Linked DNA regions of Homo sapiens: region 2 is linked to region 1. Evidence: chromatin contacts called from ENCODE Hi-C data. All regions are on one chromosome and are shown on one strand. The core of a region is the stretch at or near the end of the contact, and the rest is flanking DNA. Distances in the headings are between cores, read along the strand shown. Region 1 overlaps PRKG1 (protein kinase cGMP-dependent 1). Region 2 overlaps PRKG1 (protein kinase cGMP-dependent 1).

Region 1 (2,700 bases), core at 32-2,531:
CCATTCTCTACTTCTTCCTTCAATTGTATCAAGTCTTCAGTTCAATTAATACACTGAGTAGGTTCCAATGACTATTTTATAAAAGTAATTTTAGAAGTTCTACTTGGTGCATCAAAGTGCTTAGGAGTGTGAGCTCTGAAATGAGACTTCTTGGGTTCAAACCCCAGCTCCATTGTTTATGAAATGTGTGATCTTGTTGATGTTCATCTCTGTTTCAGCTTCATGGTTTGTAAAAGTAGAATAATAGTGCTTGCCACATAGGGTCAAGGTGATTAATAGGCCAAATAATGTATATAGTATGTATGCATGTTAGAATAATGTCTGGCATATACTAAGTGTTTGATAAATGTGAGGTATTATTGCCATTATTTTATTATTTTTAAATATCTTTTTTCTTTTCCTTTATTTATTCATATTTTTAATTTTGATTCAGAAGGTACATGTGCAGGTTTGTTACATGGGTGTACTGTGTGATGCTGAGGTTTAGGCTTCTAATACTCCCATGGCCCAAGTAGGGAACATAGTACCTAAAAGGTAGATTTTCAACCCTTGCCTCCATCTCTGCCTCCCCTCTTTTCAACTCTCTAGTGTCTATTGTTCCCATGATGGTGTTCACATGAACTCAATGTTCAGCTCCCACTTATAAGTGAAAACATGTGTATTTGGCTTTCTGTTTCTGCATTAACTGGTTTAGGATAATGGCCTCCAGCTGCATCCTATGTTGCTGCAATGGACATCTTAAATATCTTTTACATTGTTTCTTATATCATCTTTTTTTGCTGTATGTCTTCAGAAATTATTTTTAGAATGTCAAATTCTTTGAAACTTTCTGTTAGTTTCACTTTTGGGGTGCACATTCTTCCATTTGTCACTTCCACCAACTTTCCTTCCGTGTGTGGTTTAGTATAGCTGAGGTGTGCTTGTCTTGGGTGGGGGTGGGGGTGGGGTTTTTTGGTGTTTTTATTTTCTACCACATACCCATTTTCAGTGGAGTTAGTGGACTGAGGGATTGATTTTCTTGTGCTCACGTTATTGAAGCATCTCTATGTACCTATTTTATATGTTTCATATTTGCCTCTGCAAAGATACGTTTTAGCTTAATATCCCTGTAACTTGAAGATAACATTGAAAGAATTCAGTTCTTCCAGTTACAAGGCTTGGGTTTCTGTTTCTCTCAGAGAAAGACTCTTGACATTTACTTGGGCTGACAGAGAGAGTTATTTATACTGCGTGTGCCTTTTGTGTCGAAATGCTCCAGGGCTCTGGCCTTATGAAGGACTCAGTCCCAGTCGCCCTCTCCCGTGGGGCCATCACCAGGCTCCTTCACCCAGCCCTTATGACTCCTGTGCGGCTCCAGCTTGTTTCTCCAGCCTTGGGACCCTTCTCTTTCCAGCACCTGAGACTCTCAGGGTTTATTGTTTTGCTTTTTTTTTTTTTTTTTTTTTTTTTTACGTTTTTCATTTTAGTGAATATTATAATTAATTTGGTTTTTAGTGAAGATTATTCTCGTGAGGATTATAGTGAATAATCTATGGAAAAAGTAACACAATGTCTGGTGGGAATTTTTATTTCTGTTGTTCTGGATTTGTGGCTGTCCAAAACAAAACAAAACAATACAAAACAAAACAAAAAGATGCTGTCCTCTCACTTTTCTGGCCTGAGTTATTCTCCTCTTCAGGATTTATAAAGAGGAGATTAAAATAATTGATGTACTAGGTGCTATAGGAAAAGCACAGAGTATCATAGTAACATTTTTTCTCCACCCCAGAACTTTTTCCTACGGGGCAAGTCAACTTAGCTGTCACACAAGTATCTCACATATCCCTTGGACAAAAGTAAACTCATTTTCTTTCCAACTCCAATCAAGTCTATTCTTTTTCAAGTGAATATTACATGTGTTTATCAAACCAGAAATTTGGACATTATCCTTGACTCTTTCTTCTCCTAAAATTTCCTCTCATAATAACGAATCCTGTTTGTTCTACCTCTTAAATAACTCTCAACTTCAACTCTCAATCTGCTTCTCACCACCCTCATGCCACTGTTCCTGTTAGTGCCACCATGATCTGTCTAAATTATAGGACAGCCACCTAATTGGTCTCCCTGTGTCCAGTCTTCCGCACTTTTTATCCATTCCCCTCTTTGTGATGATGACAAAGTATTTGTATTAAGTTTCTTAGTGTGGCCATAATAAATTACACAAACTGGGTGGCTAAAACAATAGCAATTTATTCTTTCACAGGTCTGTAGGCTAGACATCCAAAGTCAAAGTGTCACCAGGCCACACTCCCTTTGGAAGCTCTAGGGAGGAATCTGTTCCATGCCTCACTCCTAGCTTTTGGTGGTTCCCAGCAGTCCTTGGCATTTTTTGTCTTGGAGCTACATCACTTTAGTTTCTGTCACTGTCTTCACATGGCTGTTTTCCCTCTGCGTGTGCCTCTGTATCAAAATCTTTCTTTATGAGAACACCAGTCATTGAATGGAGGGCCCACCCTGATCCAGTATGGCAGCACCTTAACTTGATCATATCTGGAAGACCTTATTTTCAAATATAATTACATTCACAGGTTTGAGGGCTAGGGCTTCGACATATCTTTTGGGAGGGCACAAATCAACTCACTACATTCTCTAAAGCAAATCGCGTCATGCCACTTTTCTCCTCAAAGGCTTGCTCTGGCACTCCCTGTTGTGAGAGCTGCT
Region 2 (2,700 bases), core at 164-2,663, 140 kb after region 1:
AAAGAATTCATAACATAATTGCATAAGCTGTCATTTAAAAGTACATATCAAAAATATATACATCAATGAGTCAATATACTTATTTTCTTCAGGTTTAAGTTTTAATTTTCTTTTTCATCAAAACATTCATCATATAAAATAGCACCTCTAACTGGCACCATCAGTTATATAGTAAACATTTACTGAACATGTGTCGGCTACTATACTAAGCAATGAAATTCTACTTGGATTTCTTTTTCCTGCTACACTTCACTTTTTAAGAGAAAGAAGCAAGTATCATCCAAATCAGTTATCGGATAGTCTGTTCTTTTAAAGTTTGTAGTTTTTGTCTTGGGATCTGTATACACGTATCATGTTCTGCTTTACTTTCTGCCTGGGCTACAGTCCCCACAGGAATTCATGTTGACCCTGATGCACTGCAAGGTCTTTGATACAAGGGAGAGATTATATTTTACCCAGTATTCTAACTATATCCAGAAAATATGTAGAGACATAGTCAAGAAATTTTTCGCAACTAATTATTTAAAGAAAAGCATTTTTGCCCTTAAAAAGGTTAAATCTTCATAATCCAATGAACAAGGACAGCCTATAACCAGCTGTCCGGTTGTAGGTTTTGTTTGCGAGTTCAACCGTCACTTGGTTATTTATTTCTATTTAAGAATTATGCATGCGTTTAGAAATTGCTACTATCAGATGGTACAGTAATGATATTTTCCTGGGCCAAACCAATAGATTTTCACAATATATAGTTAATTCAGAGAGACAGTTCTACTGAATTGTCTTTATTACAAATGTGGATATTAATTAAAACTTCTGAAATGAAGTAACTTAAAAAATACACAAATACCTATCCTGGTAAAAAAAAAAAAAAAAAAGAAAAGTAATTCAATAATTGGTTAGTAAAGTAACGGGGGTGATGAATGTTACTACGGAAAGTGGAAGATATGAATGCACTTAAATGATCTGCTAATAACTGTGTGATCTGTGGCAATTCTACCCCTCCAGATTCAGTTTCTATACTTAAAAAAAATAGAAAAAAAACTTGTATGAAAAGATTTCTATAAATCTTATATTTCTAAAGTTACATGAATTCAATACCACTTACCTGAACATTGGTAGTGTGTTTTAATGCAAATTAACTTTTTTATTAGGTGTTAAAACATTTTTATTACTGTTGTTAAAAGAAAAACTTTAGACAAATTTAACAGAATTTAATTGAGCCAAGAAAGACTTGCAAATCGGGCACCCCCCAGAACTAGAATAAATTCAGAGCAACTCTGGGGCTGCCACATGGTCGGATAACATTTATGGACTGAAAAAGGAAAATGAAGTACAAAAAAACAGTAGTGAGGTACAGAAACAGCTGGATTGGTTACAGCTCAGCATCTGCTTTAGTCAGAGAAGGTTTGAGCAATCGGCCACCAGTGATTGGCCTAAGCGCTCTGACTGATAGAAAAGTAGGTTACAGTCTGTTTACACCTCATTAGGTTACAGTTCACTGTATGGAGAAACCTTTAGGGTGAACTTAAAATAGGAAAGGAGGCAGCTTTAGGCTAACCTTAATTTAACACTGGTAATTCACTTGCCTCCTAAACTGTTAATGTAACTACCATCACAAACTTTAACACCTCCAAGAAGAGAATTTTTCTTCCCTGTTCCTTGATTTTTTAAAAAAGAGAGAATTAAAAAGATAACATATACTTTCTCATCTCATATACTGTAGCTTTTCTATCTTTTCATCCATATGGCTGTTGGGGGGAGAGGGGTGGTGTAGGGGAGAGAGAGAGAGAGAGATTAAAAAAAAAGAGAAATACTAGTTACAAGGCAGAATTATCTTTCTGATTGCATGAAACCCATAGATCATTTTCTCTCCAACAGAAATCTTTTCAGTAACCTCAATCCACGTTTTGGCTTCATTTTTTATTATGCTTTAACTGGATTATGGAATAAAACCAAGTTTCGATTTGGTTTCTGTTAGATATTGTTTTTCGCAAAGGGATTGTAGCTTTTTCCTATTAAAAAGTCAAATTTACCTTCAGTGAAAACACTAAAAGAAAATTGAACAGGAATTTCAACATAGAGTGATTTTGTCATAACAAGTTAGATATACATGGGAAAGTTCAGCAACTCTCAAAGTGCTTTATATCAGTGGTCCTGATAACCACTGCGTACATGAATGTTTACACACTAAGAAATTGACTTTTGCACTTAAAGCAAATAAACTTTCAAGTAGTTATATATTAATTCGGCTCTGAATATAAGTCAGTCACTATGTTATGACACAAAGAAATAGAAGTTTAGTCCTGGCCTTAAAACTTAAAAGTATAATAAAAAAAATAAAAATAAAAATAAAACTCTTACAAAACAGGAAAAAATGAAAAAAAGAAGTTCAGTTGACTTTTGATAGCTTTACAAACTGAGTTGGCAACAAATGTGTTCAAATGTGAAGAAAATCAGGAAACATCTCACCTGAATCTGTTTGGTAAAAAATTTGTTATGGGTTTATTTAAGACTCGTCATGGAAACGTCATACCTTATTTATGACACTATGTCCTAACATGCAGACTCAATGCAAATCTTAGCTTCTTTTTAGTGAAGCTCAAGGAAAAAGTCTTGGTGACCAACATAAGGAAGAGTCCATTTTAACATAGCAGCAATGCATTCATGAAATCCTAGCTGGAACCAGTTCAGACAGGGACA

Evidence for each region. A loop is a pair of places that touch in the nucleus more often than their neighbours do. Pooled maps may share reads with other maps.
Region 2: a map of gastrocnemius medialis shows a loop between it and region 1 (3-fold over the local background). The contact joins two enhancer-like sites. A Hi-C loop is called at or near these places in 4 of 168 maps with a recorded cell type or tissue (Caco-2, gastrocnemius medialis and psoas muscle) and 5 of 50 pooled maps.

Annotation. Positions count from the first base shown.
Region 1 is chr10:52,070,735-52,073,434 of GRCh38, forward strand. The region is part of intron 7 of PRKG1 (protein kinase cGMP-dependent 1); the gene reads left to right. Among named protein-coding and RNA genes, the nearest start is that of PRKG1-AS1, 240 kb to the right of the region's middle. Within about 2 kb of position 1,282, at least 3 of the 41 ENCODE cell types and tissues checked have a DNase peak (open chromatin) inside an H3K27ac peak, as active enhancers do; they include gastrocnemius medialis, where a contact is called at or near this core.
Region 2 is chr10:52,210,843-52,213,542 of GRCh38, forward strand. All of the region lies in intron 9 of PRKG1 (protein kinase cGMP-dependent 1), which reads left to right. The region is part of intron 1 of LOC124902425 (a long non-coding RNA gene); the gene reads right to left. Among named protein-coding and RNA genes, the nearest start is that of PRKG1-AS1, 100 kb to the right of the region's middle. RefSeq lists an enhancer at 2,498-2,700 and a silencer at 2,627-2,700. Within about 2 kb of position 1,414, at least 4 of the 41 ENCODE cell types and tissues checked have a DNase peak (open chromatin) inside an H3K27ac peak, as active enhancers do; they include gastrocnemius medialis, where a contact is called at or near this core.